2 separate regions of the Homo sapiens genome follow, and region 1 is linked to region 2. Evidence: read pairs that join two places in POLR2A ChIA-PET (ENCODE). Cell type or tissue: OCI-LY7. All regions are shown on one strand. Links, peaks and the distances in the headings refer to the core of each region. The heading gives the core; the rest is flanking DNA. Region 1 overlaps ATL2 (atlastin GTPase 2). Region 2 overlaps LOC105374468 (a long non-coding RNA gene).

What was found. ChIA-PET counts read pairs that join two places held together with the same protein. Peaks named below come from ENCODE experiments on the same cell type or tissue, not always from the same donor. Only the 100,000 strongest peaks of a DNase experiment are listed, where the experiment ranks them.
Region 1: POLR2A ChIA-PET joins it to region 2 with 13 read pairs; 3 of 35 experiments call an interaction of 5 or more read pairs at or near these places.

What each region holds. Positions count from the first base shown.
Region 1 is chr2:38,317,696-38,333,686 of GRCh38, forward strand. ATL2 (atlastin GTPase 2) reads right to left here. Exons shown (of 13, transcript NM_001135673.4): 3 at 1,190-1,324; 4 at 840-944. Among named protein-coding and RNA genes, the nearest start is that of ATL2, 52 kb to the right of the region's middle. In OCI-LY7, for the core only: no CTCF peak of the experiment used is centred there; no DNase peak of the experiment used is centred there.
Region 2 is chr2:38,411,734-38,427,724 of GRCh38, forward strand. LOC105374468 (a long non-coding RNA gene) reads left to right here. Exons shown (of 3, transcript XR_939974.3): 3 at 58-894. Among named protein-coding and RNA genes, the nearest start is that of LINC01883, 12 kb to the right of the region's middle. In OCI-LY7, for the core only: no CTCF peak of the experiment used is centred there; DNase peaks (open chromatin) are centred at 5,108 and 6,748; H3K4me3 peaks cover 10 bases; H3K27ac peaks cover 2,170 bases.

The sequences.
Region 1 (15,991 bases), core at 7,262-11,261, 92 kb before region 2:
TTTTGTTTGTTTTAGCCAAAAAAACAAAAATATACTCTCCATATTACTGTGTCTGGTAGCCATCTATCTGATTTCAATTACAGATAACATGTGATATCTTTTCCTTTAAAAAAAAAAGTATGTATTCCATAATGAAAAACTAAAGAGACTGGTTGTTGGTTTATTGCATCCTTTGTAACTATCCAAAGTACAAAATTTCACATCATAAGCCAGAAAACCATGCATGGAAATGTAAATAACCAATAAGAAATGTAAATAGCTCTCAAGAAATGTAAATAGCTTCCTTTTTTTTCCCTTCAATCAAAAGGCATTTTGCCAGCACAAGGTGGCATATGCTGACAGTCCCAGCTACTCAGGAGGCTGAGGCAGGAGGATCACTTCAGCCCAAAAGCTAGAGTGTGCATGATCACACCCATGAATAGCCACTGCACTCCAACCTGGGCAACATAGTGAGAATCCATCTCAAAAAAAATTAAAAAGGCATTTTCAAGAGGGGCAAATGCCAGGCTCAGTGGCTCACGCCTGTAATCCCAGCACTTGGGGAGGCCGAGGTGGGCGGGTCACCTGAGGTCAGGAGTTCGAGACCAGCCTGCCCAACGTGGTGAAACCCGTCTCTACTAAAAATACAAAAAAATTAGCTGGGCATGGTGGCGGGGGCCTGTAATCTCAGCTACTCGGGTTAGGAGAATGAACCCAGGAGGCAGAGGTTGCAGTGAGCCGAGATCACGCCACTGTACTCCAGCCTGGGCAACAAGAGTGAAACTCTGTCTCAAAAAAGAAAAAAAAAAGGGGCCAAATGATTACGTGAACTGATCGCACCACTTAATCTTGTGTCTCACCTGGACAGAGCTAGTCATAGTGCTCAGAGCAAACACCGTTGCACAGTCTTTGATAGTTGACTGGCTATCAAAGGCACCCTGGGTATCCATAAGCAGCACAGCAACCTAGGAATTTGAGAGTTTAAAATATTTAGTAAAACAGTTGCCAAAAATGACTATAAAAAAAATCAAATGATAAATTTGAAAAGCAGTAATTAAATCAAGAAAAGTACTTATATCTCATACATTTGACATAATAATCCGTATGTTAAAGTTATCAAACATTAATAGTTCTGTGTTGTTTTGATTTTTAATACTGGAAAATAGCCCAAGAAAGAATACAGGGTAGAAAAGTATAAACAGAATTTTACTTTAGTTCCATTAGGTCTGTCAATCACAAATACTTCATTCCAAACTTGTATGCCTGTTGTTTCTCTTTCACAGCCACCTCGCCATGTAAAGCCTGTCAATGGTTCATTGTTTCCACCAATCCAACTTTGAGAATCCTGTTAAAGTCAAGGATAAATGTAAAATACAACACAATTAAGAAATAAAAGAAACCAAAAAATCACCCATTCTTTATTTTACAGATGGGGAAGCTAAACCCGGAAAGACAAAAAAAACACTGTGTAACAAACAAGTAGTTACAAAGCAGTCCTTAAATCCCATGTGGGGTTCTTTTTCTTATAGAGACGTGGTCTCCTCCAAACTCGAATCTTCTCAAATCAGCTCACACTACTACTCTCTAGGCTTCTAAATAAGTGGGGTTATACTCACTTTCCCCCTTTTCTGAAAGATATCCTGGCTGGGCATGACAGCTCATGCCTGTAATCCCAGCACTTTGGGAGGCTGAAGTGGGCATATCACTTGAGGCCAGGAATTTGAGACCAGCCTGGCCAACGTGGCAAAACGCCATCTTTACAAAAAGTACAAAAATTAGCCAGGCGTGGCGGCACACTCCTGTAGTCCCGGCTACTCAGCAGGCTGAGGTAGGAGGATCACCTGAACCTGGGAGGTTGAGGCTACAGTGAGCTGAGATTGTGCCACTATACTCCAGCCTGGGTGACAGAGTGAGATCCTGCCTCAAAAACAAAAAAAAAAAAGAGAGAGAGAGAGAGAGACAGAGAAATATTTCCTAAAATGTTAAAAATCATAAAAAACTCGGCACCAATTATTTTAACATGTTGTTACACAGATAAGCAAAACTAAGTTCCAGGTAGAATGACTGTCAAAACAGCACTGCTTTCTCAGAATAGCTTACAGTAAGTTTTCATACTGCCTTCATTTCCTCTTTAAAAAATAATCAATTTTAGGCTGGGTGCAGTGGCTCATGCCTGTAACCCTAGCACTTTGGGAGGACGAGGCAGGTGGCTCACCTGAGGTCAGGAGTTCGAGACCAGCCTGGCCAACATGGCGAAACTCCATCTCTACTAAAAATACAAAAATTAGCCAGGTGTTGTGGCATATGCCTATAATCCCAGCTACTCAGGAGGCTCAGGCAAGAGAATCACTTGAACCCGTGGGCAGAGGTTGCAGTGAGCAGAGATCGCGCCACTGCACTCCAGCCTGGCCAAAAGAGCGAAACTGCGTCTCAAAAACAAAAACAAAAAAAATCAATTTAAAAAATAACCCCAAGACTTGTTTGGAGCCTGATTTAAACAAACCATCTATTTAAAACGTCTTTTTTAAACCAACAGGAAAATATGAACCCAAACTGGTTATCTCATTAGATGGTGTTAAATTAGGGTAAGGAAGATTGTTTGGTGTGCTAATGATACTGTGGTTAGGAAAAAAAAGAGTCCTTATCTATTAGATACTCAAGTATCTGCAGTGAAAGGATATGCCTGGCATTTGCTTTAAAATATTCCGGGAGGTAAGGAAAAAAGAGAACAGATAAAACAAGACCAGCAAAATGTTGACAAATACATTGGAGTTCATTATACAATTCTCTTTATTTTAGGGTATGTTTAAAATTTTCCATAATAAAAGTTTTTAACTAGAACCACAGGGCTAAATTGTTATTATGAAATAATACAAAAGTTAACATATAAGGTAATTTTTCTAGAAAATTAAATGTGGGACATAATAAATGAATACCTTTGACAGACGTCAAGATCCCTAAAGTTTAGTATACTTAAAGCCCACATAGCCTTTACTCAATGTACCCCACAGGAAAAACGCCTTTGTTTCAGAAATACTTCTAATAAGCTTGGATATCTAGTCTAAAACAAATTACAAAGCGTGAATTAGGAGTGGAGAGATGGTTAAGACAGGACCAATGAGGGATGAAGCAATTTATGAAAAGCAGACACACAGTGGCAAAAACAAAAACAAAAACAAAACAGTGTCAGCCAGGCACAGTGGCTCACGCCTGTAATCCCAGCACTTTGAGAGGCTGAGGCAGGTGGATCACTTGAGGCTAGGAGTTCAAGACCAGCCTGGCCTTGGTGAAACCCCCTCTCTACCAAAATGACAAAAAAAAAAAAAAAAAATTAGCCAGGCGTGGCGGCACATGCCTGTAATCCCAGCTACTTGGGAGGCTGAGGGAGGAGAATCGCTTGAACCCGGGTTTCAGGTGGGTTGTGGGAGGTGGAGGTTGCAGTGAGCTGAGATCGCACCACTGCGCTCCAGCCTGGGCAACAGAGAGAGACTGTCTCAAACAAAACAAAACAAAACAAAAAGACAGTATCATTCAGACCATCACCTAACATAGCCTTAAACTTCAAACCATCTTTAATTATTATTATTATTCCACAAAACTCCCATCCCCAGTAGGCCACCAATCCTATCAATTACAAACTTCTCTTGGATTCATTTCTTTTTCTTCAGTTTTCAATACCTACAACTTAAAGACCTCATCTATGCTGGTCAGAAGGGGCTGCCACCTGAGACAATTCCATTCACAGTATATATGATGGACTTGTGTTTCAGGAGGCACCCTTCACAGGAATCAGAAGATTATTTTGACACTCCCCGGACAAGTAAAACTGGTGATCCTGCCCCTTGACTACATATTTGGATACTTCATATTGGTCTCTATGCAACTCCTGCTCTATCCTCTAACCCATTTTTCCATAGTCACTGAATGTTCACAAGAAATGTAATCGTGCCACTGTCCTGCTGAAAAGTCATCTGTGGCTCCGCACTACCAATAAGACCATCTGGAGATCTGCTGCATAACAATCCTTTTTTCTCTTTTTCTTTTTTTTCTTTTTTTGAGACAGGGTCTCACTCTGTCACCCAGGCTGGAGAGCAGTGGCACAATCAGAACTCAATGAAGCCTCATCCTCCCGGACTCAAAGGATCCTCCTACCTCAGCCTCCTAAGTAGCTGGGACTGCAGGTGCACACCACCACACCTGGCTGATTTTGGTATTTTTTGTAGAGAGGGGGTTTCGCCACGTTGCCCAGGCTGATAACAATCCATCTTTAATTTACTCTTCTTGTCTGTGCTCCTGATACTCCCCATAGATCTCAACACACATCTTCCTGATTCTACCATACCAAAAAAAGTTACCATTTATAAGGAGTTACCTTTATATGGTTTTGCAGTTTTTTTGTGAGTCTCTTGAGAGCAAAGGCTACAAACAATCATCTTTGTTCACCAAACTGCTCCTATCAAAGTGCCTTGCACTGTTGTAAGTTCTGACATGGAGAATCTCATTCCCCCACAATGTCAAAAAAAAAAAAATCTGGTACTTAATGAATTTATTATTTGTAAAAGTTACAGGCTACACAAATAATTCCTCTAAGAGAACTCTGGTTTTACTCTACATTTTACTTATTTCTATCTCCTCTACAAGAAGGTAAGTTTCACAAAAGTTTTGTTTGTTTCATTCTTACAAGTATTCCCATCACAGAGAAGTGTGCCTGGCTTGTAGTTGGTACTCTAAGTATTTCTTAAACAAACAAAAAAGTTTACTTATAAGCTTCAATGTACTCCCTTTTGAGCATGGGTAATAAATCCAGAAGAAATATGATCTTTGTTATTATTCCTAGAAACAATACAATCATAAAAAGACAGTAAAAATAAATTTTTATAAGTATAGATGACTGAAATCATAGGCTTATATGTTTGCCAGCCCCCTCTTCCAAAGAAACTTTAAAAAGAATTGGTGTCTCATAAAAATCTACTATGTATCATCTCTTCCTAGGTTACCTTGTAATGGAAATGTTTAAAAAAAAATACTAAACTGATTAGTCAGCAAAAGGATGAAAGAAGCTGAGTGTGGTGGCTACACCTGTAATCCCAGCACTTTGGGAGGCCAAGGCAGGAGGATCACTTGAGCCCAAAAGTTCAAGGCTGCAGTGAGCTATGATGATGCCACCACACTCCAGCCTGGATGACAGAGTGAGAGACCCTGCCTCTATTTAACAACAACAACAAAGATGAAAAAATAAATCAGAGAACTAATCAGATTCTTTAAAACGTGTAAAAGTGTATAATTTCTCTAACATAGTGAACACTGACAGCTTTCATAAAATACAGTCATTCATTCATTAAATATTTGTGGAACCTCTACCATGTGCCAGCCATTTTTCTAGGGATACAGCAGTGAACAAGAATAAACATTCCTGCCCACAAAGAGAATTTTAGTGGGAGCTAAAGGCAGCCTTGCTGATAACAGACCCTATTTGCTGTGATAATTTACTAAAAGCAAACCTAAAAACTCAAAAACACTAATCTGATACTATTTACTACTATGGAGACAAAAGCCTCAAAACTCAGAAATGCAAAAGTAATCCTATTCCACCAGACATATAAAGTAAATAGGAAAAAAAGAAGTATTTATAGAATAAAACTCAACTGCAAAAGGCAATCTGAAATCACCAGAAGTTTTTTTTTTTTTTTTTTTTTTTTTTGAGATGGGGTCTCACTTGCTATGTTGCCCAGGCCGGTCTTGAACTCTTGAGCTCAAGCAATCCTCCCACCTCAGCACCTCAGCCTCTCAAAGTGCTGGGATTACAAGCATGAGCCACCATGCCCAGCCTGAAGTTTAAGTATAATCAAATAGTGAATAAATACAGCCCTTGCCAAAAAGACGTTCTACATAATATAATTATCAGCAATTAAGAAACCTTACCTATTCTAAACAGTAAGAAACAAATTCATATTTTACCAAAGGAAAGGTATACTCCCTAGCAACAAAGTGAAACAACTATGTAACCATTTATTTAGTTAGTTAGACAGAGAGAAAGAAAACGAGACAGACAGACACAGACAGGGTCTTGCTCTATCACCCAAGCTGGAGAGCAATGGCACGATCATAGCTCACTGTCCTCGACATCCTGGGCTCAAGTGATCAAAGGGTTGGTTGTCCTGCCAGGCCTACATGTATCAGAGCACACCCGCTCCTGACTGCTGGCAAGCTGACTCCCTTTCACAATGGATAGGCTGGAAGAATAAAGGTTCATACAAAAGCCATAAATCATCACAACTGGGAGTAAAAGGAATAAAAAGAATGAAATTAAGATCCAAGTGGGCCGGTAAGGTGGCTCACGCCTGTAATCCCAGCACTTTGGGAAGCCGAGGCGGGCGGATCACCTGAGGCTGGGAGTTTGAGACCAGCCTGACCAACATGGAGATACCCAGTCTCTACTAAAAATACAAAAAAATTAGCCAAGCATGGTGGTGCATGCCTGTAATCTCAGCTACTCGGGAGGCTGAGGCAGGAAAATCGCTTGAACCCGGGAGGCGGAGGATGCGATGAGCCAAGATCGCGCCATTGCACTCCAGCCTGGGCAACAAAAGCGAAACTCAGTCTCAAAAAAAACAATCCAAGTAGTGCTACAATAATAAGCGAGATCCTCCCTAGTTGCATGACATTCCCCACACCACCACAAATGAAAATCTTCATGTGTATAAAACTAGTACCTAATCAGGAGACAGGTTATGAACACTCAGCACCCAAAGTGATGGACACAATAAATACTGTACACATTCTAACCACCAATTGTATTTACTGTTTTCATTTGAATATGTGAGAATACTCTGCAAGTCCTGGAACAAATTATAAAACATTTAACTTTAAAACAGTTTAAAACTGTCTAACATCTTATCCAACCCCATTCCCACCCCATGCCCAACTCTTCCCATCTGGGGCTGGACAAATCAATGAAATTATGACTGACCCAAGTCATGAGCCCAGAAAAAGGACAACTCTAACTACTTAGGTACATGCTGAAGAGGAATTTAACATATTTTGATAAAAGGTTCTGCTCAAAAGGTGTCTTTGACCTTGAAGACACTATGCTAAATGAAATAGGCCACACACAAAAGGACAAATATTCTATGATTCTACTCATATGAGGTGCTTAGTCAAATTCATAGGGACAGAAAGTAGAATGGTGGATGCCAGGGGATTGGGGAGAGAAATGGGGAGTTAGTGTTTAATGGGCACAGAGCTTCAGCTGGGGAAGATGAAGCAGTTCTGGAGATGGATAGTGGCAATGGCTACACAACAATGTGAACAGACTTAGTGCCACTGAAGTGTACACTTACAAATGGTTAAAGAGGTAAATTTTATGTTATGTATATCTTACCACAATTTTAAAAAAAGTTGCCCTTGAGGGCTAACAAAACGGAAGGGGCAGACACGTCTTGTAATTAAACTGAGATTTGACTTTAGAGTCTTCCATTGGACTTCCAGTGTCAGCTTTCTCATGTAAAAAGTTTAGAAGTCATCAGACCTATCTTTACAACAAGAGAAAAGCTTAGCAAACTGAAAAATCAATAAACTCTCCTTTCTTAGATCAAAGAATTGAGATCACAGGTCAAACCATCCCTGCAAAATCACAAGAGACAAACTAACACAAAGGATCAGGAGTTGAGGTCAGCTTACCAGCAACTGCTGCAGCAACTGGTAGGAACACTTAAATGGCAATTTCAATGAATTGTCAGAAGCTGAGAGTGAACTAGTTTAAGCACTAAAAACCCTAGAGGCTCAGTCTAAGAAAACACCCCACTTTCCTGAATATTATCTCAAAGAACTCCACAAAATTCTCAAAGTAATTACGGAAGAAAGTTTCCCTCATGACTGACAAGGGGAGGGGAAGTAACACTTTTTAAGTTCACCCTGGGAAAGTAACCACTATCTACACACACACCAGTACATACACACACACACACACACACACACACACACCAGTACACACACACACACACACACACACACACACACACCAGTACACACACACACACACACACACACACACACACACACACACACACACACACACACACACACACCAGTCCCCACAACAAAAGCCTGCCCTCCTGAGAAAACTACTTTACCAGAGCTTTATCTGACCCTAGGGAGGAGCAATTAAATTAGCCAACTCCAGCCCCATCTAGGCTTCCTGTCTAGTTTAAGGTTTTGTTTGTTTGTTTGTTTAAAAAAAAAAAAAAAAAAAAAAAAAGAGGGTCATAGACCAGGACTCAGGCCCACTAAAAAACTAAGGAGCCAGGTGCAGTGGTGTCTGCCTGTAATCTCAGCTATTCAGGAGACTGAGCTCAGGAGTTCCAGACCAGCCTGGGCAACATAAGGAGACTGTGTCTCAAAAAAGAATAAAAATAAAACTAAGATTTAACCATAAGGTGGCATACGATGCTTCTGCTCTCCTACACTTTACCACCTCATCAACAATGCTCCAATATAATGACAGTGGATTACAAATAAAAAAGCTGCAAGACACAGATTTTGAGTTCAATAAAAGTTCTTGGGAAACCCCAAAGACAGTGAGAGAATAAGGAGAAACTGAAGCCTCTAGGACCTGCAGCTAAAAAACACGTTAAACACAGCCCATCTCCCAACTAGATTAACATATAACCTCATAATAGAAGCCTAAATCTTCAGTCTTTATTACCTGATACTTCATGTCTGGCTTTCAGCAAAAAATTACAAGCCATGCCAAAAGGCAAGAAAAAAATAGACTGAAAAGACAAGGCAAACAACAGAACCAGACTCAGATATGATATATTTCAGAATTAGAAAATAGGAAATTGATCCAGGAAGAGGACAGAACACCAAGCAGGATAAATACCAAAAAAATCCACACTAGGTATATATTATAGCCTAGCTGCAAAGTAACACAAAAAGAAAATCTTGAAAGAAGCCAGGAACAAAACACTTTTACCTACAGAGGAACAAAGATAAGAATTACACTGGACTTCCCATTACAAATCATGCAAGCAGCTGGGAGCAGTGACTCATGGCTATAATCCCAGCACTCGGGGAGGCCGAGGCAGGTGGATCACTTGAGGTCTGGAGTTCGAGACCAGCCTGGTCAATACGGCAAAACCCCATCTATACTAAAAATACAAAAATTAGCCAGGCGTGGTGGCACACACCTGTAGTCCCAGGTACTTGGGAGGCTGAGGCAGGAGAATCACTTGAACCCAGAAGGCAGAGGTTGCAGTGAGCCAAGATCGCACCACTGCACTCCAGCCTGGGCGACAAAGCAAGGCTCCATCTCAAAAAACAAAGCAAAACAAAAATCATGCAAGCAGGAAGGAAATAGGGTGAAATGTTGACAAAGCTGGAAAAAAGAAAAAAAAACCCCACCAAACTAGAATTCTGTATCCAGTAAAGTTATCCTACAAAAGAAGTAAAGACTTTCTTAGCCAAAAACCAAGGAATGTTGTCGCCAATACGTCAGCAAAAAGGAAAATGATATAGGTCAGAAACTCAAATCTACATAAAGAGAAAGAGTATCAGAGAAGGATAATAAGGTAAAATAAAATCTTTTAGGTGGTTATAGTATATAGATAAGGGAAACAAATGACAGCAATGTATAAAAGAGAGGAGGAATTAGGAATACGCTAAGGTAACTGCACTATCCATGAAGCAGTATAATATCTGAAAGTGGACTTAGCTTAGTTGTAAATGTACATTGCAAACTCCAGGCAGCCACCAAAAAACACGTTTAACAGATATATTAAGAGAGTACAGAAAACGCAATCAAGTAAAATGTTCAATTAAAATTGGAGAAGGCAGAAAAAGAGGGGAATATAAAAAAAAAAAAGTACAAAAAAAAAAAAAAAACACCAGAAAACAATTATAAGCATGGCAGCTACAAATCCAATTATATCAACAATCACTTTAGATGTGAATGACCTAAATACACCAATTAAAAGAAACTGTTGGCCGGGCACAGTGCACATCTGTAATCCCAGCACTTTGGGAGGCAGAGGTGGGTGGATCACCTGAGGTCAGGAGTTCGTGATCAGTCTGGCCAACATGGGGAAACCCCGTCTCTATTCAAAATACAAAACTTAGCGGGGCGTGGTGGCGGGTGCCTGTAATCCCAGCTACTGAGGAGGCTAAGGCAGAAGAACCATTTGAATCAGAGAGGCGGAGGTTGCAGTGAGCCGAGATTGTGCCACCGCACTCCAGCCTGGGTGAGAGAGTAAGATTCTGTCTCAAAAAAAGAAATTGTCACAGTGGGTTTTTAAAAAATAGAGCCAACTATATGCTATCTATTTTAAAAACTCCACTTTACAAAGACAGACACAGGTTAGAAGTAAAGGTATGGGAAAAACATACCATGCCAACACTAATCAAAAGAAAGCTAGAGTAGCTATGTTAATTACAGACAAAGCAGTTTTCAAAATAAGGAAACATAAAAACCACTTCAGAACAAAGATTAAGAGTTGCATTACACCAAAATATGTGAAGCAAAAATTGAACTCCAAAGAGTAACAGACAAATCCACTATTATACTGGGAGACCTCACACCTCTTTATAGGTAGCTGACACACCCAGCAAGTAGAAATCCAATAACATAGTCGAGCTGAACAGCATCAACAATCAAATGGATCTGACATTATAGTATATTTCATCCAACAACAGCACAATACATACTCTTCTCAAACTCACAAAGAACATTCACCAAGGTAGACCATATCCTGAGCCTTAAAATACACCTTTAAAAATTTTAAGGGATAGATAATACAAAGTATGCTCTCATACCACAACAGAATTAAACTATTACTAGAAATCAGTAACAGAAACACAGCTGGAAAACTCCCCAAATAGTTGGAGTTTAAAACAACTCACCTCAAAATGACACAGGAGTCAAGGAAATCTCAATAGAAATTTTAAAATATATTGAACTAAAGGAAAATGAAAATACTACCTATTAAAATATATGAAATGCAGCAAAAACCATGATTACAGAATTTATAGCATTAGATGCATACAGTAGGAAAGAAAATAAGATCTAAAACCAATACTCTAAGCTGCCATCTCAGGTAACTGGAAAAGAAGAGCAATATAAACCTAAAGTAAGATGAATAAAATCAGAGCAAGAACTGATGAAATTGAAACAAGAAAACAGAAAATCACAACAGAAAAAACAAATCAGTGAAACAAAAAACTGATCCTTCAAAAAGATCAATATAATTAACTGAAGAGAGAGGGGAGAAAAAAGATAAGACAAACTAGTATCAGAAATCAAAGAAGAATCTTCATTACTAATTCCTTGAACATTAAAAAAATAAAAGAATACTAAGAACTCTATGCCCACAAAGTTAGTAACTTAGTTGAAATGGAGCAATTCTTGGAAAGAAACAAACTACCAAACTCACACAAGGAGAACTAGATCATCTATTTAAAAAAAAAAAAAAAAAAAGGCCAGGCGTGGTAGCTCATGCCTGTAATCCCAACACTTTGGGAGGCCGAGATGGGCAGATCACCTGAGGTCAGGAGTTCAAGACCAGCCTGGCCAACATGGTGAAACCCCCATCTCTACTAAAAATACAAAAATTAGCCAGGCATGGTGGTGGGCGCCTGTAATCCCAGCTACCCAGGAGATTGAGGCAGGAGAATCGCTGGAACTCAGGAGGCAGAGGGTGCAGTGGGCCAAGATCATGCCACTGCACCCTAGGAGACAGAGCAAGACTCCATCTCCAAAAAAAAAAAAAAAAAAAAAAAAAAAAGATCAATAAATAACCTTCCAAAAGAAGGATTTACAAAGCCCAACTGACTTCACTGGAAAACTCTACCAAGCATTTAAGGAAGAAATGGTAGCAGTTCTCTACAAATTCTTTTAGAAAATAAGCAGAGGGAATACTTCCTAATTAATTCAAAGTATTACCCTAATACCAAAACCAGACAAAGATACTACAAATAAAGGAAAACTGCAGACCAGTATATATCATGAATATAAATGCAAAAATCCTTGACAAAATATTAGCAAATCAAATCTAACAATGTACAAAAAGAATTACACACCATGATCAAGTGGGATTTACTCCAGGAATGCAAGGCTGGCTCAACAACTTAAAGTCAATAAATGTAATCCATCATAACAATAGTCTAAAGAAAAAAAATCAGCTGGGCATGGTGGCTCACGCCTGTAATCCCAACACTTTGGGAGGCCAAGTCGGGCAGAATACCTGAGGTCAGGAGTTCAAGACCAGGCTGGCCAACATGGCAAAACCCCATCTCTACTAAAAATACAAAAATTAGCCAGGCACGGTGGTATGCACCTGTAATCCCAGCTACTGTGGAGGCTGAGGCAGGAGAATCGCTTAAACCCAGGAAGCAGAGGTTGCAGTGAGCCGAGATTGTGCCACTGCACTCCAGCCTGGGTGACAGAACAAGACTGTCTCAAAAAAGAAAAGAAAGAAAAAAAAAACACATGATAATATCAATAAATACAGGAAAACTATTTGACAAAATCCAACATTCATTCAGGATTTAAAAAAAAAAAAAAAACTCCCAGCACACTAGGAATAAAGAAAAACTTCAATTAAAAAAAAATCTACAAAAAATCCTACAGCTAACATAGTAGTGAGAAACTAGGTGCTTTCTAGAAACTAGGTTAGAAAACAGACAAGGATATTCATTATTTATCACTTGTACTCAATACTACCAGAGGTTCTAGCTGGGACCATCAGCCAAGACACAGAAATAAAAGGTTCCCAGGTAAGAAAGAAAGAAGTAAAACAATCATCATTTGCAGATGACATGATGTTGTATATAGAAAACTCGAAGGAATCCGCTAAAAAAATTATTGGAACTAATGAACAAATTCAATTTGTTTCAAGGATACAAGATCAATATGCAAGTCAAGTATATGAACTATACACTTGCATGAACAATTCAAAAATGAAATTAAGAAAGCAATTCCATTCATAGTAACATCAACAAAAGGAATAAATTGAAGAAAAGTGCAAAACTTATACTCAAAAACTATAAAAAAATGTTTGGATCTAAATAAATGGAAAAATATCCCATATTCATGGACTGTTAGACTTAATATTGTTAACACAGTAGTATTTCCCAAATTGATCTTTCAGATTCAACCAATCACTGATAGAATCCCAGCTAACTTCTTGTAGAAACTGAGAAGCTAATTCTAAAATTCATATGGGATTGCAAGGAACCCAAAATAGCCAAACAATCTTGAAAAAGAACAAAATGGGACTCACTTCCTCACTTCAAAATTTACTACAAAGCAACAGTAGTGAAGACAGCGTGATACTGGTATAAGAACAAGACATGGCCGGGCGTGGTGGCTCACGCCTGTAATCCTAGCACTTTGGGAGGCAGGCAGATTGCCTGAGCGCAGGAGTTCGAGACAAACCTGGGCAACACGGTGAAACCCTGTCTCTACTAACATACAAAAAAAAACTGGCCAGGTGTGGTGGCTCATGCCTGTAATCCCATCACTTTGGGAGGCCGAGGTGGGCGGATCACGAGGTCAAGAGATGGAGACCATCCTGGCCAACTCGATGGTAAAACTCGATCTCTACTAAAAATACAAAAAGTAGCTGGGCATGGTGGCGCACACCTGTAGTCCCAGTTACTCAGGAGGCGGAGGCAGGAGAATCACTTAAACCCGGGAGGCAGAAGTTGCAGTGAGCTGAGATTGAACCACTGCACTCCAGCCTAGCAACAGAGTGAGACTCTGTCTCAAGAAAAAAAAAAAAAAAAAAAAAAATTAGCCGGGCATGGCAGCGCATGCCTGTAGTCCCAGCTACTTGGAAGGCTGAAGCAGGAGAACTGCTTCAACCCAGGAGGCAGAGGTCGTTGCAGTAAGCCAAGATCGCACCACTGCACTCCAGCCTGGGCAACAGAGCAAGACTCCATCTCAAAAAAAAAAAAAAAAAAATAGAACATGTATACAGATCAATGGAATAGAACTGAGAGTCAAGAAATAAATTCATATATCTATAATCAACTGGTTTTCAATAAGGTATCAAGAGCATTCAATAGTGGAAGTGTTGAAAAGTCTTTCCAAAAATGGTGCTGGGACAAATAGATACATAACCAAAAAATGAAGGAAGAACCCTCTTTCACATCATTATTATGACATATACATATATAAATATATTTTATGTAATTAACATTATATATTAATATGATTATAGCATTATTCCTAATAGTCATAAAATTGCAAACAAACCAACTGTCCATTAACTGATGAATGGATAAAGTGTGGTATATCCACACAAGAGAATATTATTCAGCCATAAAAAGTACTGATACATGCTATAATATGGATGAACCCTGAAAACATTATGCTAAGTGAAGCCAGTCACAAAAGACCACATTTTTTAAGATTCAACTTACATGAATGTCCACAGAGACAGAAAATAGATTAGCGGTTCCTTCAGGTTGAGGGTTTGGAGAAAGGATCTGGGGGTAACAGCCAAAGGGCTGTCACAGGGATTCATTTTGAGATGATGGAAACTTTGTTTCTTTTTGAGACTGTGACTTGCTCTCTCCCAGACTGGAGTGCAATAGCACAATCAGGGCTCACTGTAACCTCAACCTCCTGGGCTCAAGACATCCTCCTGCCTTAGCCTCCTGTGTAGCTGGAACTACAGATACACACCACCACGCTCGGCTAATTTTTTGATTTTTGTAGAGATGGAGTCTCCCTATGTTGCCCAGACTGGTCTCAAACTCCTGGGCTCAAGCAATCCTCCCACCTCGGCCTCCCAGAGTTCTGGGATTACAGGCACGAGCCACCATGCCCCGCCAATGGAAACATTTTTAAATTAATTGGGGTAATAGTTGCACAACTCTGTGAATATACTAAAAACCACTGAACCGCACACTTTAAGTGAATGACTTATATGGTAAGTAAATTATATCTCAGTAACACTGTTAAAGGAAAAACAAAAAATCAAATACCTTTAGTGTACAAGTTCAACAAAGACTCCTAGTCACACAAAACCCACTTGTATAACACTACCAGAGTCCAGGGGAGAATGAATGGCCCACTCAAGTTTCTGTTGACTGTCCATATACTAGTACAATGTGACATAAATCTTATGCCTTGAACTTGCTTCTTGATGAAAGAATTATGGTATACATTCTCCAATCTATACAAAATGTATCCTATTAAAGGAAAGAAATTTGTGAGAACAAAGAAATTCTGAAGCCAGGCTCAATGGCACATGTCTTGTAAGTCCCAGCTACTTGGGAGGCTGAGGCAGGAGGATTGCTTGAGACCAGGAGTTCAAGGACAGCCTGGGCAACAGAGTGAGACTTGATCTGAAAAGAAAAAGAAAAAGAGAAAGAAAAGAAATTCTGAACTAAAATTTATAAGCTGGGCCACGCACAGTGGCTTACACCTACAATCCCAGCACTTTGGGAAGCCAAAACAGGAGGACTGCTTGAGCCCAGGAGTTCGAGACCAAGCTGGGCTAAAAAGTGAGGCCCTTCAGGGTCGATCACCTGAGCCCAGGAGTTTGAGGCTTCAGTGAGCTGTGATTGTGCCTCTTCACTCCAGCCTGGGCAACAGAGCGAGACGATATCTCTAAAAAAGTTAAAATAATTTTTTAAAAAATGTACAAGCTAAATAGCAAAATTGTCCTGGCAGAGTGAGGGAAGGAGGTAGGGAGTTAATTACCTTAAAAAAAAAGTCTCCTCCAAAAACAGTTAGTATTAACACAAAAGGAACTTATATTATACAAGATGGCTTAACTCCCTAAATGTTCTAAAACTGGTGGTTGAGTAGTCAGTGTTTATGAGTAACAGTTTGTTGCTTGAGGTATTTTTCAATAAATAGCCTAAATAAAACCAGTTACTTTAGAAACAGTTAATGTAACCTACTGGAACAAAGAGTTTGGAATGAAAAAAGATCTGTAATTTATGTTCTCTCAAATCCAAAATGGAAATATGTGATGATAGGGGTGCCATAATATTTATGATACTG
Region 2 (15,991 bases), core at 4,998-8,997:
CAGTGAAAGACATCAGACCTAACTGACTCCATCTTTTCTCTTTTTTTTTTTTTTTAGACAGAGTCTCACTCTGTTGCCCAGGCTGAAGTGCAATGGTTTGATCTCGGCTGACCACAACCCCCATCTCCTGGATTCAAGCAATTCTCCTGCCTCAGCCTCCCGAGTAGCTGGGATTAGAGGCATGTGCCACCACGCCCGGCTAATTTTATATTTTTAGTAGAGACGGGGTTTCTCCATGTTGGTCAGGCTGGTCTCGAACTCCCAACCTCAGGTGATCTGCCTGCCTCGGCCTCCCAAAGTGCTGAGATTACAGGTGTGAGCCACTGCACCCAGCCTCCATCTTGCTTCTAACCTTTAAGTTGCCCTTCTTCATTCCTGGGCAAAGGCCGAACTAACCTTGGGAAGAAATTTAGTTTATGCTTCAACTGCGAAACAAAATTGGTAATAGTCCTTTCCGAAAAGACCCCCTTCTTGTCTTGGGACCAGTCTGCCTTTGCAGGACTAACAAATTAGCTACAAGATTAGAAATTATGGTTAAGGGGTCATGCAGCCTCTGGCTGCAAGAGTCTGAGCCTCCCCAAATTGCTCCTGGGGATAACATCACTGTTGTAAAACCTAAGTTCAGTGCTTGAGATATTTTGCAGATCCTGCACTTGATGGATCAGCTGACACCACCCAGACCATAATCTGGCTCAACCAGTTCTGCAACTCCACCCAGGAACAGAAGACAGCAAGAAAAACTCACTTCGACCCCCTATGATTCCATTTCCAACCTGACCAATCAGTGCTCCCCACTTTCCAAGCCCCTACCCACCAAATTATCTTTAAAAACTCTGATCCCTGAATGCTTGGGAGACTGATTTGAGTAATAATAAAACTCTGGTTTCCCATACAGCCGGTTATGCATGAATTACTCTTTCTCTATTGCAATTCCCCTGTCTCGGTAAATTGGCTCTGTCTAGGCAGCGGGCAAGGTGAACCTGATGGGCAGTTACCTAGCAAACAGCTAAAGTGGAAACCTCAGAAAAAGACTAGAAGACCAAAAAGACTAAAACAACACAGGTGTGAGTCAGAGTGATTAAGACATTTAGAAAAAATGAAAGAATTATACTCCTATTTGCTGTGTGATCTTGAGCAAATGACAACCTCTTAGTCTCAGTCTCCTTATCTAAAAAATGACGATAGAGACTTATAGTGAGAAATAAGTGAGATAATATGAATTAGGCTTTTCACACAGTGCCTGCTCATATCACTTGCTCAATAAATACTGGCTGCTACTACTTTTATCCCAGGAGCACCAAGAGGAGAAGAGCCCTTGGTATGGGCATTTTGACCACATGAACTGTTCAGCCTGGTGTCAGAAATGGGAATGTGGAGAGAAGCAGGGTTTCCATTCTGTAGAGGCTATGCCCATGGATGTCACCCAAGTCCTAATATTTCCAAAAGAAACCATACCTAGGCCAGGTGTGGTGGCTCATGCTTGTAATCCCAGCACTTTGGGAGGCCGAGGCAGGTGGATCACCTGTGGTCAAGAGTTTGAGACCAGCCTGCCCAACATGGGGAAACCCTGTCTCTACTAAAAGTACAAAAATTAGCTGGGCATGGTGGCAGGTGCCCGTAATCCCAGCTACTCAGAAGGCTGAGGCAAGATAATCGGTTGAACCTGGGAGGTGGAGGTTGCAGTGAGCCAAGACTGCACCACTGCACCCCAGCCTGGGCGACAAGAGCAAGACTCCATCTTAAAAAAAAAAAAAAAAGAAAAGAAAGAAACCATACCTAATATACCTAAGCTACCTTTATTTTTTTCCTCTTCCATCTCAATAATTCTAATCATAATCCTCATTCGCACCCCCTATTTTGGCTAGAAGATAATTTCCATATTTCCATTTAACCTTTCCATTTTACTGATAAGACCAGTTTTTTTGTTTTTTTGTTTGTTTGTTTTGAGACGGAGTCTTGCACCATCGCCAGGGCTGGAGTGCAGTGGCGTGACCTCGGCTCACTGCAACCTCCACCTCCTGGGTTCAAGGAATTCTCCTGCCTCAGCCTCCCAAGTAGCTGGGATTACAGGCGCCAGCCACCACACCTAGCTAATTTTTTTGTATTTTTAGTAGAGACAGGGTTTCACTATATTGACCAGGCTGGTCTCAAACTCCTGACCTTGTAATCCTCCTGCCCCAAAGTGCTGGGATTACAGGCATGAGCCGCCGTGCCCTGCCAAGGGTGGTTTTCGTCTTGGCCAATGTCCTAGAGTTAGCACAAATAGAAACTCCAAGCCTTCTCACTCACATCCCATGTTTTTCTGTTATTTGTTTTGAAGGAAGGGGGAAATCGATTTGCTTTTTGCTTTTGTCAGTAGCAAGCAGTGTCACATACCATGGACAAAGATCTAAATGACACATGTTATAATCTTGGAGTTCCTTGCAACTGGCTTTGGGGTTGCTCACTAAAGTCCCTAGGCAGGTGCTTCATTAAATATGACATCTAAATGACTCACCTAGAATTCTGAGATATACACAAAAGAAGAAAGGAAAAAGAAAAGTTCCAAGGACGTGGGTCCCCTTTGGTTCACATTCCAGCCTCAATGAATGGCCCACTTATGTTTCAAGATCTTAAATCTTGGCCAGGCGCGGTGGCTCACGCCTGTAATCCCAGGCGGATCACGAGGTCAGGAGAGCGAGACCATCCTGGCTAACATGGTGAAACCCCGTCTCTACTAAAAACAGAAAAAATTAGCCGGGCCTGGTGGTGGGCACCTGTAGTCCCAGCTACTCGGGAGGCTGAAGCAGGAGAACGGCGTGAACCTGGGAGGCGGAGCTTGCAGTGAGCCGAGATCGCACCACTGCACTCCAGGCTGGGCGACAAAGCAAGAGTCCGTCTCAAAAAAAAAAAAAAAAAAAAAAAAGATCTTAATTCTTGATCTTGAATGTACAATACAGACAATGAAAGCCATAAATATGTTTAGTCAAGAAGATCCCCAAATCCCAGGATCTTGAAAACTTCACCTCCTGAGCTTCATCATACCATCAGCCCACACGCACACTCATTTCTCCGTCTACCCTCACCATTCCTGATCTTGAAGAACTTTCTCCAAGGCCAAGGACAGAGTTCTATAAACAAAGTGGTAAGTGAGAGCGAATATCCACATGCCCCAAACTGGGCCCCTCCCCACACTTGAGAGACCACTAAATGAAATGGCCTTACTGTGTAAAAACCAGGGAGGGATAGGAGATAATGGACAAATAGCAGACCAACTGTAACTTCTGCTCATCTAAGATGATCAGACCAGTAACATAAACAGAAGAGGAATGATTCTATGAGTCCCAACTCCAGGCCCTCAGGCCGTTATTCTCCATAGGCCTTAGAGCACAAATGAGCTGCACATAGCATGTCCTCTGTTATCAAACAGGCCAGCCAAGAGATGGCCTCTCTCAGCTGGCTGAGCTCAGGTACCTTGGAGCTAAAAACATTCACTATCTCGCTGCAGTCTAAAGCTTGGAGCAATTCCTTTTAGTCGATGTACTAGAAGGCAAAGGTCAGGCAGACAATTCTAGGTACCCTCTGTAAGCATTTGGCAGAGATCTCTGAGCATGGACCTGTGCCTAACTGTTCAAGCATAAAGGAAGAGGAGAAAACTAGTCCCAGGCAACAGGCCTCCACATTCTCCATCACTCTTCTGCTCTTCCAGTGGCTCTGAAGTTGGTGGGAGCATTGCGTTGTATCCTGCCCTTCCAGTCTACTATAAATCATATTAGATGGTTCTATGGCCTACTTTGTAGCCCAGTGAAACAGCAAAACCTACCAGGTGTGTATCACCTTATATATTTCCTTGCCTCTGTTCCCCTGTGGATGAAACCGGACTTACCTGAACTAAACAGATTATATTATAAAAACTTCTGGGAAGTCTCAAAAGAGTATTATCATGTTCATTTAAATGATCTTATAGTTGCTACAGACTTTGCTTTTTGAATGCAGAATATGCATTGATTTTTTTCATATCCAAAGCTCTAGGGGTCTCTTTATTAGCATACTTTAACTATTGTGTACTCTAATTAAATGTGAATATAGCCTTAATCTAACTGACTCCCTTGATATTACCCCAATCAGAGATCATGAAACATAGTTATAGCGCCCATGTATTGAGTGTCTACTATGCACAGGTCAGGAAATGTGTCAGGGACTTTACATATGTTATTTTGGTCCACCTTCACAAAGGATTTGTAGAATTAGCTTCAGTTTACAGCTGCTGAATCTAAAATGCAAAAAGGACAAATTACACAAGAGCACAGGTGCAAGTGGCAGAACTCAAATGTACACTCAGCTACGTTCTGGCTCCAAATCCAGTGACATGACATCCTTCTTTGTCTGAGTAGGAACAGTCATAAAAATATTGGAAGGAATTCATGGAGCCTTCTTTAAATAAAAGGCTCATGGTGTCCACAAGATGATCCCACGCTACTCCACCCCAGTGACACCTTGTCTGGGGTGTTGTGAACACTTGTAAAAGCCACATTTTTTTTTTTTTTTTTGACGGAGTCTTGCTCCATCACCCAGGCTGGAGTGTAGTGGCGTGATCTCGGCTCACTGCAACCTCTGCTTCCTGGGTTCAAGTAATTCTCGTGTCTCAGCATCCCTAGTAGCTGGGATTACAGGTGCCTGCCACCACGCCTGGCTAATTTTTTAAATTTTTAGTGGAGACAAGGGTTTCCCATGTTGGCCAGCCTGTACTTGAACTCCTGACCTCAAGTGATTCACCCGCCTCGGCTTCCCAAAGTGCTGGGATTACAGGCATGAGCCACCACGCCTGGCCAAAGCCACAATTTAATACGAATTAATACTGGCAAAGGAAGTTGACAAGACAAAGTGGGTCTGAAAATGCAAGGAACTGTTGAAGAGTAATTAGTTTGTTGGAAAAAAAAGATGGAGAATAGGAGAAACAATCTAACAACTCTCTCAATATTTGAAAAGCTGTAATGTAGTAGAAATGGATTTTGTTCATTCACTCATTCATTCATTTCTCACACATTTCTCAGACACCAAACATGGGCCAGACACTTGCTAGCCATGGGAGAGCAGCTAGAAAGAAGTCAAATGTGCCTGCACAGCATAGCAAGAAAACCAGATGTGAAAAAGCATTGCAAGTGTGATGATTTCTGCAAGGTATAAAAAGGAAGCAAGAAGAAGTCTTTGGTCTTACTCCCTAAAATTCAGTAACACAGAATGACTACTCCTTTTTTTTTTTTTTTTTTTTTAATTTTTGAGACAGAGTTTCACTCTTGTCGCCCAGGCTGGAGTGCAGTGGCACAGTTTTGGCTCACTGCAACCTCTGCTTCCCAGGTTCAAGCGATTCTCCTGCCTCAGACTCCTCAGTAGCTGGGACTACAGGTGCACACCACCACACCTGGCTAATTTTTGTATTTTTATTAGAGACGTGGTTTCATCATGTTTGCCAGGCTGGTCTCCAACTCCTTACCTCAGGTGATCTGCCCACCTCAGCCTCCCAAAGTGTTGGGATTACAGGTGTGAGCCACCACGCCTGGCCTAACACAGAATAACTCTTACTGGGTAGAAATATCAATAGGTAAAAATAAAAGGGAGGCAGATTTCAGGGCAGAGTAAGAAAAGCTGTCCTGAGTCCCCAACAATGAGGTAGGTGTCAGGAAGAAGTGAGTCCCTGGCAGTGGGAGGGTTCCATTGGTGGCTGACTGACCCCCTCCCTGACACATTCCACAAGGGATTCCCTCATAGGAGAGGAGGTTAGCATAAGCACTGTCTACCAGCACAGATGCTGAAGTCCTAGAGTCTTGGACCTCATCTTCGACAGAGTGAACAAAAGTTCTCTGAAAGAAGGGCGTTTTTCAGTAATGCTGTTCAGCTCTTCCAGTGTGCTACTGTCCAACAATTCAATATTGCTGTCCAGTCTGCAGGGAAGAAGGCAAGGGGCAACTTAATCCCAACTAAGTAACATCCACTTACCTTTAGCAGGTAAGTGAAACCTCCCCAACCCATTGTTAATAAAAACTTGGGTGAGGGAGAACTTACTGGGTAGAAACTGTAGCATCCAGAACTTAAGAGTTAGCTGTGCCAGCTGCCAACAATTTTTGGACAGAGAAATGTTTGTAGGAATCCATTCTATCATTGCTCTGCACCATAAATTCCGGAGAGCACCCTTTCTTATCTGCTCAGCCTTGCCTCTTAAGAATGGTTGACTGCTCATCAACGATTCATTCTGAGAGAATAAGGAAGAATGCTCTTGTTTTCTATGACAAAGCCTCCATTTTCTATTTTCATGCTGAGGCAAGTAGCTGCAAGCCTGAGAGATTTATTATTTTATGACTTATGCCAATTTTGGAAGCTTGCAACTTTGAATCAAACTAGGAATGTGAAAAAAAGGGAAAAAAATTGTACAAACCTAGCAAGCCAGTGTGGAAAACTCCGGAGATAAAAAATATATCTCCTTTGACCAAATTATTCAAGTTGGAAACATCCCACCTCACAGATCAATTGCCCATTTAATCATAATGCCTTATAGCCACGTGGCACTTCAGGGACAGCTTACAAAGCATGTTCTTGTTTATTATCTTCTAGCCCTCCCAGCAGTCCTCTGCAGTGGGTATGGCTCGTGCTATAACAGAGGAGGTGTTGGACTATGAACCAAAAGAATCAGGCTCTATCTCCAGCCACCTCTTTAATTGATGTCTTTGGGCAATTTCACTTAAGCTCTCAACCTCATTTTTTTCTTCTGGCCAAAGGAACTGAAACACCCAGAGGCAGATGAAGCTCACAAAGCTTCAGCTTCAGAGCCTGCCACTTGCACAGGTTGTGAACCTAATTTTGAATTCACGGTTTTGTGTTCTTGTCCTTAAAAAGGGCTCCCCGAATTACAATTTCAGGCCACACAAAACCTAGATCCACCTCTTAATAAAAGTATACCTCCTCAGCCTAATTCTAGGAAGCCAAATTACGACAGGTGTCTCTATGATCTCAGCTCTGCCCAATGGCCTGTGTTGGTCCTATGGCTCCTCATGTCACAGGTGAACTCTGTTGGTGCCTCTCCTTGATGGCTGCAAAGGGCTCACAGCTGGCCTCTTCTCCAGAGAATGCCCTCAGCTGCACAAGAGGCCCTCATCCTGGAGTGTACACCACCACTCCCATCCAGGATAGCCAACCAACTCCTGATTGACGGGGAGTGATCCCCTATACACAAGGCTGCACCCCTGTCTGAAGGTCAGAGCAACTCTGTGGTGCAAGTCATGTCCTTAGGGGCCAGACTGAAGCTAGACTCCATCTGGGATCACATTCTTGCTTGGTTCCTTCCCATGTCTCATCCTGTTTCACACACCCCTTTCTGCTACACCGCTGCCCCATTAACATGTGCACCTGAACCCTCACCTGGGGATCAGCTTCTAGGGCACCCAACCTGAGACGTAGAATGATAAGAAGAGTGCCATTTATTTCCTATGTTGAAGACTGTCTGGTTCACTTTCAAACATAGTCAAAGAGCCATAAGCCTCCAAAACCCCTTGCAGCTCAGTCTATGGTGGAGATGGGTGTATATATATGTTCCTCAGCCAGCAACTTGGTCTGAGACCCATCCTGTGCCCCAAAGTCCACGGTTAAGAGTTCTAAGTACATTAGGAACAAGTACATTTGGGAGGGTGAAGGTGGAAGAGCTGACTGTTTTGTGATACCCTACACTGTGACCAACCACCCTAGTGTCTTCTCAGAATCTTTAGCTTTGGGTGTTAGGAAGGACACCAAAAGACGAGAAAAGAATGAACAGTAGCATCGTGTCACTTTCATTCTCTTGGCACCTTCTACCTGCAGGAGATTTATAGCTAGTTCTTTGTGCTGGCTAAATAGAGGAATCAAAGAGCTCTCCAATGTTGTCTGTCAGTTTAGAGAGAGGCAGAGTTTAGGAGTAAAGGGATTTACAGCCTGCTTCTGTCTCACCTCGTACTCAGTTTGTGGCTTTAAAATGAATTAATCATTCATTGCCCTTTAGCACTCCCATGTATGGCATGCAGGTTTACTTCCACATCTCACAAAGACCAAAGATCCCGAAAAGGATCATCATAACAGCAAGACTGCCATCCATAAGAGAGACATAATTTTTAAAAATTAAAAAAGATAGGCTGGGCATCGTGGCTCATGCCTGTAATCCCATCACTTTGGGAGGCCGAGGCAGGCAGATCATGAGGTCAGGAATTCAACACCAGCCTGAGCAACATGGTGAAACCCCATCTCTACTAAAAATACAAAAATTAGCTGGGCATGTGGCGCTTGCCAGTAATCCCAGCTACTCAGAAGGCCAAAGCAGGAGAATTGCTTGAACCCAGGAGGTGGATGTTGCAGTGAGCCGAGATCATGCCACTGCACTCCAGCCTGGTTGACACAGCAAGCTTCGTCTCAAAAAAAAAAAAGATAAAGACAGAGTCTTGCTATGTTGGCCAGGCTGTTTTCAAACTCCTGGCCTCAACCAATCCTCCTGGCTCAGCCTCCCAAAGCACTGGGATTACAGGTGTGAGCCACTGCCCCTGGCCAAGACATAATTTTTAATCATCAAAAAGGACACACAAGAAATTCCTCATGAAGGGGAATAAAATGTGAGGCAGGAAGGAAATATTCATTACCCAGACGGGTGCTTGCTCCCCTAGACTCTTACCCCGAGGGATCTGGAGATAACTAGTGCTCTATCTCCTTCCATTAAAGAGATAGGTATGGGCTTTGCAGACAAACTGTGAGGATCTAGGTCAAATCCAGGGTCATCATTCAAGGGAGAGATCATTCAAGGGTGGGCTGATGAGCTGCAGATTTCAGAATCAGGCTACAAGAAGTTGGGAAAGAGGCCGGGCGCGGTGGCTCATGCCTGTAATCCCAGCACTTTGGGAGGCCGAGGCGGGCGGATCACGAGGTCAGGAAATCGAGACCATCCTGGCTAACAAGGTGAAACCCCGTCTCTACTAAAAATGCAAAAAATTAGCCGGGCATGCTGGCGGGCGCCTGTAGTCCCAGCTACTCGGGAGGCTGACGCAAGAGAATGGCGTGAACCCAGGAGGCGGAGCTTGCAGTGAGCAGAGATCGCGCGGCTGCACTCCAGCCTGGGCGACAGAGCAAGACTCCGTCTCAAAAACAAACAAACAAACAAGAAGTTGGGAAAGACTGACTCAGAGACAGGGGCCCATGGCACTCACCCAGATGGGGCTCCCAATGCCCGATCCAAACCTTAGCAGAGCCACGGATATCTCTTTATGCAGAACCATTGGTTTTCTGAGCCAGCAGCTTCCTGTAGACTCTTGGAACTGATCTAAGGATATGGGAGCCTTGAACTTGAGCAGGGAGCAAAATAACTGTATGTGGCTTTGGTTAAATTGCTTGCTGTCCATTCCCTCATGTCTCCTTTACTCATCTTTCAAGGCTGATATCAGATTCAGATTGAAGCACTATGCATGAAACTGCTCTGATGTAAACTGTAAAGTAACAAATGTAAATGTAAGACAGTGGTAACTGTGGAATAAATACCAAAGAGGGCGAAGAGGAAAGCTCTTCAGAATTGGAAGTTCAGTCTCACAATGCACGTAGAGCCTTCCCTACTGTATTAGTCGGTTCTCACACTGCTATGAAGAAATACCGGAGACTAGGTAATTTATAAAGGAAAATATTTCAATTGACTCACAGTTCTGCATGGCTGGCGAGGCCTCAGAAAAACTTACAATCATGCAGAAGGCACCTCTTCACAGGGCGGCAGGAGAATGAGTGCCCAGTGAAGCGGGGAAGCCCCTTATAAAACCATCAGCTCTTGTGAGAACTAACTCACTATCACAAGAACACAATGGGGAAAACTGCCCCCATGATTCATTTATCTCCACCTGGTTTCGCTCACACACGTGGTGATTATGGAACTACAATTCAAGATGAGATTGGTTGGGAACACAACCAAACCATATCACCTACCGTTGAGGGGGAGGTGAAAAGAGTCCCATGCCCAGTGTTCCTGGCAAGAATGAATCTGTGTCTATAGGAGTGTGCACCTGTAGTCTCCCTATCACAAGCAACTGCACGTGGCCCATCTGTATTACTGTTCTCTGCAGTGACCTCTGGTTCCAATTACCTTTCCAGCTCCCTGTCCTTCCATGAACCCTGGTAGCACTGGCTGGGGCCCTGTTTGTTCTAGTCTCTTCCCCAGGACAGATGGATACTTGAATAAACATGTTGGATACAAATAGCGCACCCAAACTCTCCTTAGAAATCTCATTTTGTGCCCTGCATGTTCAGCCCAGATAGAATCTCCACAGACCAGACCAGCTGGATCAGACTCAGCTCTACCCTAGCTTAGTGGTTTGGACCACAGGTCCTCCTGTGGAGGAGGGGTCTCCAGCCACTTTCCCCAGCTCTCTCCCCTCCACTCTAAGTCAACATTGGTTCCAATTACCTCCCTCCTCCTCATTAGGAGCCCACAGTACTGATAATGACCATTTTAAATATCTTTTTCTAAAAATATCACCAAAAACAAGAAAGGCACAAGATAGAAGGCTCAAAGAAAATACGAAACATGTAGCTTTAAATTTTTCATCCTTCAAAGGAAGGACCAAAGATAATTAAAATATTAGTGAAGGAAGTACAGGTAGATAAAAATAGGTATTTACATATATGCTGCCCCTTTGGGGGGGACTTTCAATTTTAAAAACTTAGCTGATAAAAACGATAAAGCTGGCCGGGCGCGGTGGCTCACGCCTGTAATCCCAGCACTTTGGGAGGCCGAGGCAGGCGGATCACGAGGTCAGGAGATCGAGACCATCCTGACTAACACGGTGAAACCGTGTCTCTACTAAAAAAAAAATACAAAAAATTAGCCGGGCGTGGTGGCGGGCACCTGTAGTCCCAGCTACTCGGGAGGCTGAGGCAGGAGAATGGCGTGAACCCAGGAGGCGAACCTTGCAGTGAGCCGACATCACACCACTGCACTCTAGCCTGGGCAACAGAGCGAGACTTCATCTCAAAAGAAAAAAAAAACAAACGATAAAGCTTGCAAAACCCAGGATGCCTGTGAAATAAACATACCTTGTATGTGCTGCACAAATTGTCAATGATTTTTTTTTTTTTTTTTTGAGATGGAGTCTGGCTCTTGTCGCCCAGGCTGGAGTGCAGTGACCTGATCTCAGCTCACTGCAACCTCTGCCTCCCGGGTTCAAGCAATTCTCCTGCCTCAGCCTCCTGAGTAGCTGGGATGACAAGCGCCTGCCACCACGCCCAGCTAATTTCTGTACTTTTAGTAGAGATGGGGTTTCGCCATGTTGGCCAGGCTGCTCTCGAAATCCTGACCTCAGGTGATCTGCCCACCTTGGCCTCCCAAAGTGCTGGGATTACAGGTGTGAGCCACCACACCTGGCTATTGATGATTTTATAGTGTATAAATATTGTTGATGTACTGGGTGTGATGGTTAATTTTCTGTCAACCTGACTGGGTCACAGAGTACCCAGATATTGGTCAAACATTATTTTGGATGTGAGAGTGTTTTTGGATAAGATTAACATTTAACTTGATAGACTGAGTGATATGGTTTGGATCTGTGTCCCTACCCAAATCTCGTGTTGAATTGTAATCCCCAGTGTTAGAGGTGGGGCCTGGTGGGGAGTGATTGCATCAATGGGCAGATATTCACCTTTGGTGCTGTTCTCATGATAGAGTTCTCAGGAAATCTGGTTGTTTAAAAGTATGTGGCATCTCCTCCCTCTCTCTTGCTCCTGCTCTGGCCAGGTAAGATGTGCCTGCTTTCCCTTCACCTTCCACCATGATTTTAAGTTTCCTGAGGCCTCCCTAGAAGCTGCTATGCCTCCTGTACAGCCTGCAGAATGGTGAGCCAATTAAACCTCTTTTCTTTATAAATTACCCAGTCTTGGGTATTTCTTTATAGCAGTGCAAGAATGGACTAATACATTGAGTAAAGCAGATTCTCCTGTCTGATGTTCAATAAGTTGAAAGACTGAAGAAAACAAAAGTTTGACCCTCCCCTAAGTAAGAGAGAATTCCTCCTGCCTGACTGCCTTTGAACTGGGACATTCGTTTTTCCTGCCTTCAGACTCAAACTGAAACGTCAGTTCTTCTTGGGTCTCAAGCCTACTGGCCTTCAGACTGGAACTACACTATCAGCTCTTCTGGTTCTTAGGCCTTTCCACTTTAACTGGAACTACATCACCGACTCTCCTGGGTCTCTAGTTTGCTGAATCACCCTGCAGATCTTGAGACTTGCCAGCCTCTAAAACTGAGTGAGCCACTTTCTTTACACACACACAAACACACACACACACACACATCCTACTGGTTCTGTTCCTCTGGAGAACCCTGACTACCACACTGGATCATCCTCAAATAAAACAGGTATTAAGCTGTTGGACCAGAGTAAGATTTGTTTTCTCCTGCAGTCAGAACTCAACCTACTGACCTCTAAAATTCATCATTCTTGTAGCACCAACGATGACTACAGCCCAAAACTTAGACTATCCAAGCATCTGGAACTGAGATTCATAGTTTGTTTAGTGGGAAGTCCCGACTTCTTTTATCTTGACTATTGTGTTAGTCCATTCTCACATTGGTATAAAGAACTACGTGAGACTGGGTAATTTATGAAGAAAAGAGGTTTAATCGACTCACAGTTCTGCATAGCTGGGGAAGCCTCAGGAAACTTACAATCATGGCAGAAGGTGAAGAGGAGAAGCAAGGCATGTCTTCTCATGGCTGGAAAGCAGAAAGGGAGAGAGAGCCAATTGGGAGGGGCTATGCACTTTTAAACAATAAGACCTAAACACCCAGATCTCACGAAAACTCACTATCACGAGAGCAGGAAGGGGCAAATCCACCCCCACAATCCAATCATCTCCTACCAGGTCTCTTCCCCAACATTGCAAATTACATTTCATCAAGATTCGGGTGAGGACACAGAGCCAAACCATACAAACTATTAAGAAATATGATTAACCATTTAAGTCAAGTCTGGCAAATAAAACAGGTCATCGAGTGGGTAACATGTTTTGGGACCCAAAATCCTACAGTCTGTATAGTGAAAGGATGTAGGGCCTCTGACTAAAATGGCCATCAGGGGTTTTGCTAGAGCTGGCTGGTTATAAACGTGGAGAGCAGAAGGTATATCCTGTCAGAGAGCAAGAGTGACCAGTGAGAGAAGAGGAGGAGGGAACTTCATGTGGGCCAAAAGCTGGAATTGCCACAGTTACTCTCCTACTTAAAATTCTTCTTTGGTTTCCCCTTGTCAATGGGGAAACTTCAATTTCCACTGCCCATTAACGTGACACACAGGGTTTGGCTCAGCCCTATCTCTCTCATTTTTAAATGTTTAAATTTTTTTTTTTTTTTTTTGAGACAAGGTCTCACTCTGTCATCCAGGCTGCAGTGCAGTGGTGCAATCATGGCTGGCTCACTGCAACCTCCACCTCCCAGGCTCAAGCAATCCTCCCTCCTCAGCCTCCCAAGTAGCTGGGACTACAGGTACTCACCCCCATGCCTGGCTAATTTTTTAAATTTTTGTAGGGATGGGGATCTCACTATGTTGCCAGGGTAGTCTCAGGGGCTCAAGCGATCCTCCCATCTCAGCCTCCCACAGTGCTGGAATTAAAGGTGTGTGCCATAGTGCCTGACCTAGCCCTGTCTCTTCACATGACCTCCAGACTCTCACCTTCGGGCGTCCAGACTATTTGGCAGCTTGGTTGACCCAGCGGTGTGACCACATATCAGCTTTTCTCCCTCTGGAATAATCACACATTCTATATGCCCATATGCCTTGGAATTGCCCGCTCATCCTCAAAAATTAGCTGCTCCCTCCCCAGTAACTCATCTCCCAGTTGACCATTCCCTCTTGGGCCACTACAGTAGCCTCAGCAATTAGTTAACAACTCTGTAAATCCCTCCAGGTGGAGATGACCATGTCTTATCAGCCACTCTATTTCCAAAGCCCAGCACTGTGCATGCCACATAGATACTTAACCGATGTTTGTTGAATCAAATTGGATTTAAATTAGCTGTGATTCCAAGGTAACAAGCCATTTTCTTTTTCTTGGTTGATTCATAAAAAGTGTGAGAAGAAAAATAAAGTTATAAGTGTATATCGTCCCCAGACAAATTAAAAGACAACTTCCATGTGAATTTTGGATATGGATATACTGGACTGGGCTCAGTGGCTCATGCCTATAATCCCAACAGTTTGGGAGGTTGAGGTCGGCAGATCACTTGAGGCCAGAAGTTCAAGACTAGCCTGGCCAACATGGTAAAACCCCGTCTCTACTAAAAATACAAAAATTAGCCAGGCGTGGTGGCAGGTGCCTATAGTCCCAGTTACTCAGGAGGCTGAGGCATGAGAATCGCTTGAACCTGGGAGGCAGAGGTTGCAGTGAGCCGAGATCACACTACTGCAACTCCATCCAGCCTGGGCGACAGAGTGAGACTCTGTCTCAAAAAAAAAAAAAAAAGAAAAAAGAAAAAAAAAGGCGGGGCACAGTGGCTCACTTCTGTAATCCCAGTGCTTTGGGTGGCTGAGGCGGGCAGATCACCTGAGGTCAGGAGTTCGAGACCAGCCTGGCAAACACAGTGAAACCCTGTCTCTACTAAAAATACAAAAATTAGCCAGGTGTGATGGCAGATGCCTATAATCCCAGCTCCTTGGGAGGCTGAGGTGGGAGAATCTCTTGAATCTGAGAGGTGGAGGCTGCAGTGAGCCGAGATGGTGCCATTGCACTCCAGCCTGGGCAACAGAGCAAGATTCCATCTCAAAAAAGAAAAAAGAAAAAGAAAATTCTGCCAGGATGTAGATGGAGGTAAAACCAAATTTGTCTCCTTAGTTTATTGTCACACTTTAGGCCCAGGATTACACTCAGTTAACTTTATCTATTAGTAATTGTAAGAGGAATGGATGTTCTGGTTAAGCAAACAAAGAACCATATAAAAGAAAACAGAAGGCTTGGGTTCTTGTCCTGATTTTCCACTTACTACCACCTATGGACTTTGGGCAAGTCCCTTCATCTCAATTCCTTCAGTTTTAAAATATGGTTTATAAAATGTTCTTGCTGAAAATGCGGGATAAGCTGGAAATAAATCTGCCAGTTTAAGGTATTATTAGGCATAGATAGCCAATTTCCCAAGAATTAACTTCAAATATATTTAACACCATAAAATATTATACAAATATTGCAGCTTTCTTGCATGATTCAGAAGGCAGTTAAGTGAGTGCTCCAGGCTCTTCATGATAAGTATCATTTACCATTACAACATAAATTTGTGCAAATACCAGTTTATAGACAGTTTCATTTGATAGAATGGTACATAAGCCACTTTTAAATAATACTGTATCATTTTGGTATCGGCACCCTGCAGAAAAATCTAATGAGATGATCACCAAGCCAAGCTTTAAGGTTTCAGGAGTTAAATGGATACTTACGGATGTAAAGGTTTGTTTCAGCTCTGTCAGCATAATCACTGTTTACTGGTCCGGAGTGGGTTTGGAAGGGTGGTGGTAAGCATTATGATGTGTCGTCAGTGACTGACATCCAAATCATTGTTTTCAGGCCAGTGCATCAAATATTTGGCCTTGTAAACTTCTTAGTTACAGGGAGGTTGGGCAGCCTTGGGGATTAGTTTCATCCAAAGAGAATTTGAAAGGCTGTCCTTGACTGCAAGCCTGAAAATTCTTCTTTACCACGGTGACATAGAAACTGCATTCGAGGGAAAACATCAGTGCTCCTTCAGACTTTCTAGAAACTATACATTGTGATGGAGGTTACTTCATAAAGAAGTGGCCTGGGAAATGAACGAAAACTAAACACTGAGTCTACTCTAATTTTACCCACCATTAAGAGATGCTAATTTCGTTCCCGGGTGGGACCAAAAAGAAAAGGTGGAAACTATTCTTGGTGCAGACTATGCATTAAAATCTCTAGATTAGCCAGGAATGATGAAACACACCTGTAGTCCCAGCTGCTCGGGAGG